Linked DNA regions of Homo sapiens: region 1 is linked to region 2. Evidence: chromatin loops called from intact Hi-C (ENCODE). Cell type or tissue: transverse colon. All regions are shown on one strand. Links, peaks and the distances in the headings refer to the core of each region. The heading gives the core; the rest is flanking DNA. Region 1 overlaps AGBL1 (AGBL carboxypeptidase 1). Region 2 overlaps AGBL1 (AGBL carboxypeptidase 1).

What was found. Peaks named below come from ENCODE experiments on the same cell type or tissue, not always from the same donor. Only the 100,000 strongest peaks of a DNase experiment are listed, where the experiment ranks them.
Region 1: a loop joins it to region 2, with 13 times the contacts of the local background. A loop is called at or near these places in 1 of 110 quality-filtered maps.

What each region holds. Positions count from the first base shown.
Region 1 is chr15:86,161,198-86,169,493 of GRCh38, reverse strand. All of the region lies in intron 5 of AGBL1 (AGBL carboxypeptidase 1), which reads right to left. Among named protein-coding and RNA genes, the nearest start is that of LINC01584, 49 kb to the right of the region's middle. In transverse colon, for the core only: no CTCF peak of the experiment used is centred there; no DNase peak of the experiment used is centred there; H3K27ac peaks cover 374 bases.
Region 2 is chr15:86,086,700-86,094,995 of GRCh38, reverse strand. All of the region lies in intron 1 of AGBL1 (AGBL carboxypeptidase 1), which reads right to left. It overlaps LINC01584 (long intergenic non-protein coding RNA 1584), which reads left to right. Exons shown (of 6, transcript NR_120368.1): 4 at 6,653-6,692. Among named protein-coding and RNA genes, the nearest start is that of AGBL1, 11 kb to the right of the region's middle. In transverse colon, for the core only: no CTCF peak of the experiment used is centred there; no DNase peak of the experiment used is centred there.

The DNA of each region.
Region 1 (8,296 bases), core at 2,194-6,193, 74 kb before region 2:
TGAATATCGAGGGATGACTTTATTCCTCCCTACTGAGGAAAAATCCTGTGTACTTTATCCAATGTCCCATGAGTCATGAGGTTTTCCAGTCTGTCTTTCAGAACCAAGTACTACTTCCAGTCCTGTGTGTGTGTCAGATATTGTTCCCTCCATTTCCTGCAGGTGGTCTTTCCTTGGCTTTGGCTAATTTCCCTATAAGTACGCTTGCATATCCAGCTAAATACCTGAGGGTAATCCCTGAAGATCTCCAGAGTTTTCCTTCTGTGCAGCTTTCTTTCTAGGACTCTGTCCTACAAATGCTATGCACCTTGGTTTCTCCAGGCCTTCAGCTCTGTCTCCCAACTGTTTCTTTAACTCAGGGAGTCTGCTGGGCTGCAAGTCAGTTCATTGTCCCTGCACTGCAATCTAGAAACTCTCTAAGACAATGAGCTGGGGGAATTTAAGGGCTTATCTCTCAGGAATCACTGCCCTTCGTTGCCTAATGTCCATCAACATTGGTTTATATATTTTATCTCTAGTTTGTTTTTTAAGGTGAGAACACTAATATCTTAGTAGACAACAGAAGAATGGGAATATGTAATTCACAAAGAGGAAATAAAAAACAGAGAAACTCTTAAAAATATTCAACTATCCAATAATCACAGAAATGCAATTGAGATCAAGACAACAATCTCAGAAATCAAAGTAATAAAAATTTAGAAAAATGGTAATATTTATTGTTGGTGAGGATTCAATTAAATGGACATTCATATGCTGCTGGGAATGTAGATTATATCACTCTGAACTTTGAGACTTACTTTTTCTAGTCAATATTTTATCATAAGCTGTTTCCCACAACAAACATCGTTCCTAACCTATTTTTGTGTGTTGCTTCATAATATGATATGGAAACATATCACTTTTACCAAGCATTCCCTATTATTGAGCTTTTTCAGGTTATAATATTTCCAATTATAAATAATACTGTGATTGATATTTTTGCACATAAATCTTAGTTCACATTTCAAAGTGAATTTTTAGGACATAGTTTAAGAAAAGAAAAATTGGGTTAAGGAATAGGAATTTTTTTGTCTTGATACATATCACTCATTGTTTTCATGCTTTTTTGTCTTTGCTCTTGCTTCTGCCTCTGCCTAGAACGTGGTGCTCTTATAAAATTAACATCCAGAAATTCCTTCCCTATTTCAAATCAAAAGCTGCCCTCTCAGTGAGTTCCTCCTTGCTAATTCCTGAGCAGACTGAAACCCTCCCTCTTAAATATCCCCCCCATGATCACATTAATCTTATTTGTTTACATGCTAATGTGTGCATGTATCAATACAATCCTTGAGGGCAAGGACTGTGTCTTTTCAACTCAATGCCCACAAATCTCTGACAATAATAAAAGCCCCACAATACTGCTGAATGAATCAATGGATAGTTAAAAGAGGACAACTCAGGCAAACCAAAACAACAGTGTTCATTCATTCAACTGGCATTTATTGAATACCTATGATGCACCATATGAAAGAAACTCAGACCTGATCTCTACTAATTCACTCCTTTTAAATAACCATTTATTGTTCTCTACTCATTTTTCTCATTAGCTTTGTTGAAGATGACTAATGATCACATAGAGAGCTAATATTAAAATAGCACTATAATTGAACTTAGGCAGAAAGCTTTCAATCTGTCCTCATCCTACAATCTCTGCCTAAACTCTTAAAAGCAGCTAGCTTTCCATGGCTACACATTTGTGTGATGGCCTCCTTTTGACCCTTTCCTTCCCAGCCAACTGAGTTGGCTTGTCTCTGCTAAACAAGCACATCTCCAGACACTGCACCCTCTCACAACCCCACAGGAAAACCAGAGTGTGTTTTCTTCCCCCATCTGCTTTATAATTTATGGTGCCTGAGTGTGGAATCCATCCCTGAAGAATTTAGAATTCTATTAGAAATATCAGTTCCCGGGCCAGGCATGGCGGTTCACGCCTATAATCCCAGCACTTTGGGAGGCTGAGGTAGGCGGACTGCCTGAGGTCAGGAGTTCAAGATCAGCCTGGCCAACATGGTGAAACCCCATCTCTACTAAAAATATAAAAATTAGCTGGGCATGATGGTGGGCACCTGTAATCCCAGCTACTTGGGAGGCTGAGGCAGGACAATCGCTTGAACCCAGGAGGTGGAGGTTGCAGCGAGCCAGGATCAGGCCACTGCACTCCAGCCTGGGCAACGGAGTGAGACTTGATCTCAAAAAAAAAAAAAAGAAAAGTAAAAAAGAAATATCAGTTCCCTCAAAGTAAAAGGTGAAACCACAAGAGTCCCTCCTGATAAGAGTCTTTCCATACCTCCCCCAAGTTCCTCAAACTCCCTTTCCTCCATATTTGTAGGTGGTTACAGTGTTGTGAGGAAGGTGTGATTTACAGGAAAATACAAATTTCTTTGCATAAGCTCCTCACTGAGTCAGGCTGGGCAAGAAGATTAACTTCTATGGCAAGTGAAAGTTCCTAGAGCCTGCCTCTAGTCTCTAGAGGGAAAACTGAGGGAAATCTATAGGGAGGTACGAGCTGTACAAGCTTCAGCAGATAAAGGTGGAAATGCAATTTCTGTAGAGGACCGTCATCAGGGGAAAGTGGTGCATGTAAGGCCTCCCCAGGATATGAAGGACCAAGGGAGGTTTGTCTTGTTTTGTTTTTGGAGGCCTGTCTGTGTAACTTATTTGATCCATCCAATATCAACATATCAAGCACCCTTCTCACTGTCCAGCATGTCATCCTCAGGAATAAATACAGAACCAGCAATGGGAAAGATCTGCTCACCAGTCCAACACACCTGAATCAGGACAACCCACACGCAGGATGAGTTCCTGAGCTCCTCCTCCTGAAGGAATCTGGTTCACCACCCAGGTGACAGGGGATTAGAGAACACCTCAAAGGTGAGAAACAGGGACTAGAGCCCCCCTGGATGGCACTGCCAGACCAAGCCCTTCTCAAGCACCAAAAGAATACCTGAGACATTTCAAGGAAGACTCTCCAAAGTGTAGGGTCGCCTGAGGCCCAGAGCCCAAAGCAGAGGCCCTGTCTGCTCAGCTCTGTGGGCTTTTCTGAGAAAGGCATTATAAAGGCATTTCCACAGGATAGGGAGCTGGTCATTTCACAAGCCCAAGACTGGATCAGAATGCAAGGCCTTCCTCATACACTACATCATTCTTGTTGGCATAGGCTGTCGGCAACTTGAGGTCCCCAAGCAACATTTCTCCAGCACTTAACATTGAGACAGGCACATAGAATGTTGTCAAATAAAAGTCCTAATTCAAAGCATGTTTGTTTTGTAATATGCAGAAAAGTGTCTTGGAGTAATAAATGGTGCCTTGAAGTTAGGGTAGAAGGCTTGGTTCAGCCTCTCTGGGTTTCAGTGACCTCATTTTAAGATGAAGGAGATGATAAGAAGGTCCCTTAAGACCTTCGAACTTTAGATCCTACAACTTGAATATCTATGGCTTGCCCTTATCAGGAAGAGCTCAGTGGCTTCTTAAGAAGATGAAAGGGCTTTAACCCTATAACTCTAGTTGCCAAGGCTTAATTCATGTAAGAAACTATTCATTCCCCATCAGCTACAGGCTTGGAGTCAGGTTGCAGATGCAATAATAACTCTGCTAGTAACTTGAGCTCATGGTGCACGCCCCCAATATCAGCGCTTGTGAGGCTGGGGTGGAATTTTTTTGCTCCTGTTCCAAGGTATTTGAATTGGAGTGCTCTGGAGACAAGGTACAAGCAGAAAGTGCTGAGACATAGAGTGAAGCCCCACTGTGAGGCCATGCCCTGGAGACCACAGACTCTAATGTTGAATGGGGAATCATGAAGCCGTTAGTTGGGGCTGGGAGGGAATTAAAACCCAGGGGGAATTCAGTAACTATTTTAAGAAACAGAAAAAAATCCATTTCTTCTAACTTGGATCTCCATTGTCTCAGTGAAGAGTAGCTGAGTCACCCACTCACTCATGATCTCATGGAATCCATTAGCTCTGGCTGAGTCTCACTCATCTATCAGTTACTATGATCAGATAAAGTGGAATGGAGTGATGGTTGGAGAAAGCCCAGAAGACCCGGCTTTGGGCAGAGGCAGTGAGTGATTTGGGGGCAGGGAGAAGAGAAGCAGGACATTTTTTCTAGCTCATAAATTGCAGATGAAATCACCAGAAAGGGCTGCCAATAAAGCAATGCCCAGTAATCCTGCACTCAGGCAGAATTCTAAGGCCAGGGAGGCCCTAGAAGATTGGTCCTTTGGAGGGAGAATATCACCTAACACTATTCCAAGCACAAGGAGCTACTAGGACAGCCAACAGGAGACTAAGGTGAAGAATTTGCTTATGAAGCTTGCTTGAAGACCAAACATATCCATCTCCTCCCGTTGCCAAGGTGTTTAAGCCCAGGTACTCCGACCTCCACAATCTCATAACATGAGACTGACCCTGAGGGTAAAGAGATAAATCATAGCATGACCTTCCTGCTGAAAACCTGAGAGGGCATTAAGAAGGTGGGGATACTAAAGATGTTATCCTCTGTGAGGGTGAGACCAGCATGGTCTTGAGCAAAACACTTCCTGACTTCCTGTGTCCTTGGGGCAGCTCCAGAGAAAATGAAGGTGAGCGGTGAGGGAGCTATCCCAGCCTGTGAGCAGCCCGAGTCCTCTTTCTGGAAGTGTGGAGCAATGGTCAGAGAATACAATGGGCTTCAAGACCTGGTCTCTGCTAGGAAGATCCAACCCATTTCCAATTGGCTATGATACTTATAAAGCAAGGCAAGCCAGCAGAGTTTAAAATCCTGGAAGACACACTGATGACAACATCTGATAACCCAGTTCCAAAGGTTGGGTTCAATATTACACTGTGAGAATCCAAAAGGATCAGAGGGGATGTGGCTGTACTTTGGAAAAGGTCAAGCACGTGGCCAGTGGAAATGGTCCTTATTATTATCAAAATCTTCAGGCCCATCCTGGGAATGACGGCACAAAGGGACAGCCTCCCGCAGAAAGTGTTGAGACGTGGAGTAATCACAAGCTTTCCTAAGGTCACAAGATGAGTCATTCGCAGACAAGTAATCTGTCTGCCTCAATAAATTTCCCTACTTAGTGAGTTTGGACAGCTCAAAGACAGCTTTAGTGCAGATAAACAAGCTTGTCCACAGTGGAACAAACGAGCAAGAGGTAGCACACTCTGGCCCAGTGTCATTTCCTCCTCCCTACTTCTATAAAAAGCACCCCCAGAAAAGTTTAAGCCCCAGCTGAGTTCATTAACAGACCAAACACTAGAAGCCTATTTCAAATAGACAGCAAAGTTTTAATGTGAATGCTGTCCCCACATGCCCCTCCAATTCAGATCTTTCCCTGCTCCAATCTCTGTCGGTTCCCCCAGACAACTCTAAAAGACTCTGAACTTTTTTCTTCCCTCCAGTGAGAGAAACTTTGCTCCCTTTCAAGCTGGTGGCTGCTGCTTCGCAGTCTCTCAGAATGAGTTCTCTCCCAGAAGGCACCTCATTCCCTCATGCAATAGAGCTCTTGGGAGGTGTGCCAACTGATGTTTCAGACATGTTTGGATGGGGCAGAACTCTGCATGTGCAGCCAGCCTGGTATCAGGGGGAAAAAAGGTAACAAATATGAAGTGCCTAGCATAGCACCTACTCAGTACATTCTGGCTTTCATTCATTACTACATAGGAAATTCACCAATAATTTTTTTTAAAATATTTCTTTTCAATGTATTTATTTAATTTTATTTATTCATTTTTTTTTGAGACAGAATCTCACTCTGTCTCACAGGCTGGAGTGCAGTGGTGTGATCTTGGCTCACTGTAACCTCTACCTCCTGGGTTTGAGTGATTCTCCTGCCTCAGCCTCCCAGGTAGCTGGGATTACAGGAATCCACCACCATGCCCAGCTAATTTTTGTATTTTTAGTAGAGATAGGGTTTCATCACGTTGGCCAGGCTGGTCTCAAACTCCTGATCTTAGGTGACCCACCCACCTCAGCCTCCCAAAGTGCTGGGATTACAGGCATGAGCCACAATACCCAGCCCTCATTTATTTATTTTTAAGACAGGATCTCAATTTGTCCCCCAGGCTGGCATGCAATGGCATAGTCATGACTCACTGTAGTCTCAAACTCCTGGGCCCAAGCAACTCTCCCACCTCAGCCTCCTGAGTAGCTGGGACTACAGGTGTGCACCACCACACCCAACTAATTTCTTGTAGAGACAGGGTCTGCCTACGTTGCCCAAGCTGGTCGCAAACTCCTGGCCTCAAGCGGTCCTCCCGCCTTTGCCTCCCAAAGCACTGAGATTACAGACATGAGCCACCATGCTCAGCCTCGTTTGAATTTAATTAAGAGCCTATTATTATCTAGGCGCTGGGCTAGGAGGAATGGAAAATAACAAGATACATATAATTTGATTTCTACTTTAGGAAGTACAGAATTTAGGGAGGAGAAAAGACACCCAGGCCAATATAGTACAGAGTCCAATAGAATGCATGTCGAAAGAAGGTCTGAACAAATCTCTGGAGGATGTTTGAGGAGAGTAGATTCCTTTTCTCTGATGAAATGGAGCAGGTGGCATCCAGTGAAGTCTGGAGACTGGGTAAGACTTCTACCACTGCACAAGGCAGCATGGCATTCCAGAGGAAGGGAGAGACCTGGGGAAGAAGAGGGAATGCCACACTCAGAGATAGCTGGCTGGAAAGCGAGATGAGAGCAGGAATGAGAAACCACTCTGGAAAGGGAAGCTGAGGCACATTCCTGATGGCTTTGAAGTGAAGTGAGACCAACTAGAGGGCTATCATAGCAGTTTAAGTCTGACCATAACTGTTCCCACTAGCATGGGACTCATGAGGAGCCGAAGGAAGGAAGTTGGCACAAGCCAACACAAGTGTGTGCAGCATGGTGGGTATTTGGGAAGTGGAGGAGGCCTGAAATAGCTGCCTGCCCTGGGCTGAGGGCTGGCACAAGGCCACAGAGGGTTAGTGACATTGCTCTTCATGTCCCTTCTCTCTAGCAAGTATGTGGTTGGAGCTTCTGTTGTAAATCTTGCCCTGAGTACTATCTGGAGACAGAGCTTCATTGGAGGACAGCTGCACATCTAATTTTAGGTTCCTGCTAGAGAAGTAGGGCAGGTCTAATCTCCACAGGAGGGAGGAGTCATCATGACACAACACTGGGCATCTGCTCCTACAAAGGCATCCCGGAATAACTCTCCCATAGCATGCTAGCATTTGGAGGATGATACTTAGTAGAGCTATCCATGCCCCCTGACATGCGACTTTATCCCTTCCCTGCAAGACCCCCCTTGAGCCCACAGGTTCTGTCAACCAAATGGCTTGAGTAGAATTCATTTGGGTATGTCTTAGTTACTATTCTCAGGATGGAGTTTGTGAAAGATGGAAATTGGCAGGACGTTCTCATCTCCAGACTCTTCCCCAGCCTCTGCCATCTGATCTGCAGCAGGCAACCAGACATCCCATAGTATTTGTATTAATAATGATTAACAATGTCATAGCATGTCAAAGCACACGATGTCTTTACACATTATTTGTTATTGCCCACAATAAACCTAGGAGGTAAGACTTGACATTCATGCTTTAAGAAATGTCAAAGTTTAGTTAAGAAAAGTTAAATGACTCGCCAAGGAATCTGGTAGAAGGAGGCTTACAGAGCAGGTCTTCCAATTTCATTACCTTTGTTCTTATCTTGCTGTTGATGAGTAAGGATAAGATAGAAAACAAGGTAGCTTTGGGAAAGAATTCAAAAGCAGAGGGAATAGATATTTAGCCTTTGAGAGGAAATAGCCAACTGATGGAGGAGTAAGACTCCTCTATCATTAAGCAAATTGTTCCATGGGTATAAGCCATTTAGATGGAAAAGAAATTTAAGCAAACTTTAACTGCATATGATCGTCTTACATATGATGGTTGTAGAAATAAAATGCTGGAAATAGACTGTATAAGATACGCCAGTGGTGGCTTAAGAGCTGAGGCTCATGTATCAGACAGGGTTTAAATCCCAGCTCTCTCACTTAAAACCCAGCATGTTACTTAACTTCTTTCAGTTTCAATTTATTTTCCGGTAAAATTGGGGGCAATAATAGCACCCGCCTTGCAGAGCAGATGAGAGGCTCAAAGGAAGTAATGCATGCTAAGAGCTTAGCACAGTGCAGGGCACCTCATAAACACCATGCCAATGACAGCTATATTGTAACGGTTGGTGGAAAAGCCTCTTTCCTACAGAGGTTTGGTTTTAATATGGCATTTGACTGAAGAAGGAAAACCATCTT
Region 2 (8,296 bases), core at 1,504-5,503:
AGCTGTGGGAACTCCCTGGCTATGAAGCCAATTGGTCGGAAGTTTCAGGTGATTGGCATCTGAAGTAGAAGCAGTCTCATGGGATTAAGCCCTTAACTTGTGAGATCTGATGCTAACTCCAGGTAGTTAGGATCAGAATTGAAGTTAAAGGTAGGATACCCAGGTGGCATCCAGAAAGTTGAAGAGTTGGTTGTTGGTGTGGGAACCACCTCACACATTTGATATCAGAAGTGCTATATTGATACAAACAGATCATAGTAGCCATGTCCCATATCTGGAAGCAGCCTTCATCCAATGACTGGTCAATGATGCAGGGGAGAAGGTGTACAGCCTCAACCCCTTTGCTGTAGGATTAGATGACTGCTGAAGGACCATCTAAGTTCCAGAGCTCGGTGTGGAATCATCTGGAGCCTCTGTTGTGACTACATTGCAGATCAATCTCCCCTCTGCCCAATCCTACTTCCTTCATGATCCCACATGTAGATCCAGGCACTCCCCCAATAAACTTCCTGCATGAAAATCTTTGTCTCAGAATCTGCTTCCCAGGGAAGCTACAAAACATCATTTTTCTTCTCTATTTCAAATTAAATAGAAAGTTATCAAAATACCATGTCATTAAAGAGGACAAGGCAAAAGCAAGTAAATATTAATGTTTTAATTACCTGTGATCAGGTTAGAATATTTAACTCAATGCCAAAGGCTGCTACAAAATTTACATTGTAAGAAATCAAATAGAGTATTATCATAGATAACATATATGAGTTTAGGGAGAGTTTTGGTCGAAAATTAATCACAAGCTTATAAATGAGAGCTTAAACTTTATAGTGTCAATTATAGATTTAGCTCTAATTTTTGAAGTAACGACTGCAAATATAGAGATTCAAATATTTGAACACATATCCACATCAGACAGTAGTTCACATTGTCTGATATTATTTTAAAGAGTATAACATTTTGAAAGAACTTTTGATATAATTTCAAAGATACAATACTAGATTAGAATGTAATCGGAATGTTTCCTCACCTAACAAATTCAACAGACACTTAAAGGCAGTATTTCAGGGAATATAGACTTCAGTAAGATGCTGTTGCTATTGTCATAGAATATTATCAGTATATTGAAGGGCTCTCTCTCATTGTCTCTTTAAATATTGTTGCTGCCTCATTCTCTGCTTCCCTTCCAGAACTCCAATTAAATGTATGTCCAACCTTCTCACTCTGTGTATCTTGCCTGCCCTTCAGCATGTTCAATTATTTTGACTTTCTCTGCTTCCTTCTGTATAGTCTCTTATGACCTGATTTTCAATTCTTTCTTTGGCCAAGTCTAATCTGCAGTTAAACCTATCTATTGAGCTGTTCGTTTTGGTTCTTTTATTTTTTAGTTCAAGAACTTCTACTGATTAATAGTTCCTCTTCAAATCTACTTTATCACTTCTTGTAGATTGTAGTTCACTGTCAAAAATTTCAAACTTAGCTTCTATCTCTTTGACCACAGTAACCAGTTCTCTTACATTCTATGTGCAGTATTTTCAGTTTCTGGGGTACTGGTGGATCTAATTCCATCATGTATTATTTCTTCTGGTGTTTACCCACCCATATTAGCTTATCTCCCTCTAATGCCTGGTTTTTAAATCACTTGTAGAATTAATACAGGGCCTCATATGACATTTTCTTCCACCAATGATGTTTTTAACTTGCAACTAGCAGGTACTTAGGATTTTTAGACAGCTGAGACCACCTTTTCAAGTCTTCAAATTTTCTGGGTCACCCAGAAGAGTTGAAGAATGGCTCTATGTGAAGACTAGCTTGTGTGTGGTTCACTTTAACTTCTAGAGAGCAGTCCTTCAGGTCTCAGCCCTAAAGCAGGGAGTGGATCACTACGGTCTCCATTCTTGGAAAGCTCTATATTGTTCTTGTTATCCTAGATGAGCAAGGTCACCGAATATACAATTCAACCTTCCCAGGCACCTTCCAAAACAGTAAATACTTCCGAAGCTGCTATTATTTGAATGTGTTTCCCAAAAACCATGTGTTAGAAACCTAATCCCCAATGCAATTGTATTAAGGGATAGAACCTATAAGAGATAATTAGGCAATGAGGTTTCTTCTCTCATGAAGGAATTAATGCCATTATTGGAGGAGTAGGTTTATTATCTCGGGAGTGAGTTTCTTAGAAAAGGAGGAATTTGACCCTCTCTTGCTCTCACTCTCCCTCTCTTTGGCTTTCCATCATGTGATGCCTTCTATCACATCATGATGCAGCATGAAGGTCCTGGTCAGATGCCAGCCCCTTGATCTTGGAATTCCCAGGCTCTAGAACTATGAGCCAATAAATTTCCGTTCATTTTAAATTGTCTAGTTTTTGGTACTCTGTTACTGCAGCACAAAATGGACTAAGACTGAGGCAAAAATACCAGAGTTTTGCTCTTTTCCCTGAGTTTCTCACCTCTCTTGACTTCAATCCATTACAAGCTCATTTTATCATTAGAACATTGATTTTTAGAATAAAAATTTTATATTTTATCCACATTTTTTAATTATCTAAAGTTCAGTGGTTGGTCTGAAATATCTAACCTACCATTATTTAAGAGCAGAGGTTCATGGAAGGTTAGAGATCAACTGAGATCCCCCCTCTTTAAAAAATACACTGGGAACATTGCTACTGCTTCATTTGTAATAATGCTTTATAACTATTTGTTCATGTATTTACTCAAACAATCACATGGCATAGGTTCTCAATCTAGTTGTGGACAAATCTTCTGAGATTCAAATGTTTGGTTTAAGTGCATGTGTATGCTTATCTAGGGGGAGAGTTTTTAATTTTCTGGAGACTTTCAAACGTATATGTGATTCTTCATATCTGGGAGGACAAGAACCATGTTATATTTATTTTGAGGTTCTCAATGCCTAGTAAGGGTTTGTTGAATAGATGAAGGACAACTATTTTTATAAGCAAGTAAATCATAGATGATTCAAGAGAGAGGTACAAATGCTTGGGTGCAACTTTGGAGAAGAGAGATATACCACCTAGTTTAGATTGTCAGAAAAGGCTTTTTTTGAAAAGTAACATTTTAGTTGATCCATCAAAGGTACTTATGACTTTCACAAGAACAAATCAAGTATGAAAGATGTCCAAGACCAAGTTGGGATATGGACATAGGAAGAATATTGTGTCCAGTACAGATACATGAGAGATATATAATTGGAAAAAAAATTGTGAGATTTATTTTACTGGAAGTTGCTGTATTATTCTGACCTTTAAGAGCTTCATTCGCTGAGACAAAACCCAAGAAGTGTATACCTGGGAAAACTTAAACCTGATCAAGTGGCTTATTGCCCTGAATTGTTCACAAGTTTTTATGTATATCTATCTGGGAAAAGTGTCTTTAGCTTTCAAAGGGTATCTGTGGGATTAAAAAAGAAAAACAAAAACTTATGACTCACTGCCTTGCAGTGTATGAATTGATAACTTCATAGGCCTAGGCATAACTGCATAGGCAGACAGAAATGCATAGGCATAGCTAAACATGTTACAGCTGCTGAGTGTTCTGATCTTCCCCAAGAGACTTGGAGTCATGATGCTAGTGTGTCCTCAGTTGGTCACCACAGAATAGAGAGGTCAAAGAGCAAAGGGGGTCAAGAGTTACCACAACATTCTGGATCTCTTTCTTCCTGACATCAGACATTAGCATTTGAAAGAATTTCAGTAGGAAAGCGTCTGCTGATAAAATTCTGAAAACCTTTCCACCCACTACTTTCCACTCCCTGGCACAGGGAGGCATTTAATAGACATATGAACAATAACAAGAAAATAATAATATGCCAAAGAAACAGATTATATTGCTAGGCAAATCTCCTAGCACTGATGTCAAGACAGAGAAGATGCTGACCCATAGGATTCAAGTCAACCAGAAAGTCGGTGGCAGTACCCAAAATCAACTTTGGCCTTCCTAAAGCCCAGCCAAGAAACCTATATATGTTAATTTAAATAAATAGGTATATCAGATTTCAAACTTTCAAATGTTATCATTGCAGAGCTCTATTGGGTGGTACAGAAATGAGGCCTTCCAGTAAAAGAAATTTTAAAGCCATAAATGTGTTGACTCTTGGCATAAGCAAGTGAATAGTAGTATGGCAGAGAAGCTCTATGAAAGCAACAAGATATAAGAAAAAGGAAATGATATGGTGTGAAACTCAAACATCATTAAGTATAAGAGTTAGATCATGGGGGAAAAGCTTTGCAGCAAAAATAATCCATTAAAGAAAAGTTTGGTAAATTTCACTATTAAAAAGTGACATATATAATATCAAAAAATAAAGAGCATAAACAAAGTCAAGCCCAAGTGAAATGCTAGAAGAAAACGTACTTCTATTTATTTAAATTATGGTACAACCATGAACTAAAAAATGATATAACTATCACACAAGGTTAAGCTGGCTATATGTCTTGGCATGAAAAATGTTCAAGTACATTGGTATGCAGGAAAAGCAAATTGAATAGCAGTGTGTAAAAATGATAAAGATATAGGTATATAATGATAGAAACATCTCATTGCTATATGTATATAAACATCTAAAAGAATACTTAGCAAGTGCTTACGAAGTTGTCTTAGGAAGTAGAATCTAATAGGGGGATTTTTCCTCCCTATAATTTACATCTACATATTAATTAAATTTTTTTACAAATAGTGAACAGGTATTACCTTTACAGAAAAATATGTTTAGTGGAGAAAGGACAGGTAAAAACAAAAGGGATGCTGTAGACTGGTGAATGGAATGGAATGGAATCTGGAGTCAGACTGCCAGTGTTTAAATTGCGACTGCTACTTAAATACTGCAAGAACTAAAGCAAATACCTGGTGTTCTTTATCTATAAAATGGGGAAAGTAGCCATATATTCCTCATAGGATTGTTGTGAGGTTATGTAAGAGAAGACGGGAAAAATACTTAGGCTATTTCCTGGTACATAGTAAGTACTCGACAAATGTGAGGGGTTCCTGACAAAAACACTTCTTGAATTGTAATGCCCATTTTTCTTCAAATATTATCATCTTAACCTCTTCTGCAGTGCAAAAATTTAGTTGTCATTTGGGGCATTTTTTTTCCTTTAGAACATATTAAGTTGGTGCAATTAAAGTCAAAGGGAAAGTGGGATTTGCTTATAGTGTCCTCTTAATCTAAATATGAAAAGTAAAGGGTATCTGCATTATCCTCAGGACTGGTTGGCTTAATTCTGTCTTTAGAGGGCTGGGATATAGATGCTCTGGGTCGAAACTGTAGGGCATTGAGCTAGCACCGATTGGTGGGATCTGGAGATTAGAAATGTTAACATGCATTGTTTTCGGGGAATTGGTCAGGGGAAGGGTGAGGGGAGAATTCATTGCTGACCATTCATTAGAAAAGCTGCTTTTCTCCAAATCCCCTAGGAAAAGCTTCCTCAGATGCTGTGTCTGTGAAATCTGACCCTGCCTTTAATGTGAAACCTGAAGCTAAAGCTATCCTTATCGCCATATGGCCTCCTGATCAGAATCAGAATGGCTCTCTTGAGCCTCTAGAAAGAACTCTTCTCTAAACCTCCACATCTATTGCTTATATTATTTTATCCCAATCAAGTAAGGACCAGAATTCATGTCAATGCAAGGCCTGCAGACTGGTTGTAGGGTCATTAGCTGGTGGTATTCACCAAGCAGAGGAATGACCCTGGGTTTCCCATAGAACTAACTTCAAATCCACTCACATCAGAACAGTTATAACATGCTGAAACCAGTTTCCAAACCAAGAGAAAGTCAACAGTCACAAGCAAGCAGAGATATAACATGGCATTGGTCTAAAACCATTATTTGCCAAATGTGTTCCATGGATCCCTAATGTCCTATGAAATACTAGTGGGTTTTGCCAAAAAAATTTTTATTTCCAAGATGGTTTCAAAATGACATATATTATGTCTCAAACTTATTAATATACTATGCACATTCATTTTATTAGTCAATCAACAAACATTTATTGAGCACCTACCATGTACCAGACAGTGCTTTAGGTAGTATGGAAAAAGAGTAAGCAAGACAGATAAGATTCCAACCATGATGGAAGAAGAAAAGGAGCACAAAAACAAATATTAGAGAATATGCAGACAAGTAAATGAGAGAGGTGGGGCATACAGTGACCCGGTAGCTAATTGGGCTGTCAGAGAAATCCTCTCTGAGTACAAGGTATTTAAACTGAGAATTGAAAACCATGAGTGTCTTTAAAGATTTTTTAAAAAATGAAGATTCTTTAGTAAAGAAATATAGTAAATTTATCCTGACATTTCAAATCCATCTGTTTCCACAACGCTTTTTGAGTGGCACACCCACTGGCATCCCAGGGAACACTAGTGTTCTTTGGAACCCAGTTTGAGAAGTTCTGGTTTTATCTTGGGATTCTAGTGCTGTTGAATGCAGACCATTATCTGCATAATAGTCCCCCATCACACATAAATGCTGATGAAATAACCTGAAAGCCCACCCCCAGTGGGCTAACGGATACCAGCACTTTCTCCACTGATAGCCAGAAAAGCTGTGGCAGCAGCCGGAGTCTCAGGACTCTGAACTGCATAGTTCAGGTTCTCCAAGACTTGCACCCAGAGGCATGGTTTGATCTGTTGCTTTTACAGGAAGGGCACCCTGGGAGTTGAGAACATCCACCACAGAGAGGTAAGTTCCTACTTGGCAGTTTGCCGCAGCAATTACCACCTCGTGCTCCATCACTACCTTTCCACTCCGTCTCCCACCCTTACACCAGGCTTGTGATTCAAAGGCCTTCAGGCCAGGGGTAACAAACTATGGCCTGTGGGCCAAATCTAACCCACTGACTGTTTTCCAAATAAAGTTCCACTGGAACACAGGCATACCCATTCATTTGCATGTTGTCTACAGCTGCAGTGGCAGGGTTGAGTAGTTGCAACAGGGATCCCCTGTATGGCCTACAAAGCCTGAAAACTTGCCATCTGGCCCTTTGCAGAAAGAATGCTGATCCCTGTTCTGGGCACCTGTTCTGCACCCTTTTGGCCAGTCCTTCCAGCCTGTGGAGACAGCTACTGTCCTTGCTGACTGTGCTAGGTGAGGGTCTCCATCTTTCCCCAGCAGACACTTACACCTGAGGAAATCTATTGACAATCTTCCAAATGCCCTTCCTTTTCCTTAGAGAGTTAATGCACCTGGTGAGGGCACTTCTGCTGGTATGAGATTCCCTCTGCTCAAATTCCAGCTATGCCACTTGTTCACTCTGTGATCAAGGAAAATTCACTAACCTCTCCAATCTTCCATTTTAAAGCTTTAAAATGAGGATAATATTAACTGCCTTAGGATTGTTGCAAAGATTAAATGAGGGCGGGGTGCAGTGGCTCACGCCTGTAATCCCAGCACTTTGGGAGGCTGAGGAGGGCAGATCACTTGAGGTCAGGAGTTCCAGACCAGCTCTGGCCAACATGGTAAAACCCAGCCTCTACTAAAAATACAAAAATTAGCTAGGGATGGTGGTGTGCACCTATAATCCCAGCTACTCAGGAGTCTGAGGCAGGAGAATCGCTTGAATGTGGGAGGCAGAGATTGCAGTGAGCCGAGATCGTGCCACTGCACTCCAGCCTGGGTGAAAGAGCAAGACAATGTCAAAAAAAAAAAAAAAAGCCCATTAAATGAGACAATGCATGTGAAAAACTTTGCATAGCTCCTGACTTGCAGAAGCTGTTTCAGAAATGTTAGTTATTATTTTAGCTATTATGAAAAGGACCAAGAAGAGGGAACTGAACACAAAAGAAATAAATGCTATGAGTAGTCCCTTAATGCAGGGCATCTCAAATCACTTTCAACTAACAAATATGTGTTAAACAAGTTTTGGAGTAATATCCAGTGCTTTCGCTAGCTAATGGTATCTATGTGGCTAATAGATATTTGTTTTGGAGCTACCATTTTTGAAAACCATTTGTTGTTATCTATAAAGCTGAACATAGGTGCACCCTAGCATCCCACAACTTCACCCCTAGATATATACTCAACAGACAGGCATACATTTGTTCACAAAGACATGTACTGGAATGTGCAAAGCAGCACTATTTCATTATAGCCCCAAATTGGAAACTACCCCAAATATCACCAACTCCAGAATGGATAAAGATATTCACACAATGGCATGCTATTGGGCAATCAGAACGAACCATCTACAACAATATATGGCAACATGAAGGAATCGCACAAAGTTAAGCAACTTATATGCACAAATTTAAGCAACTTATTTGCTTAACTTTGTGCGATTCCTCCAT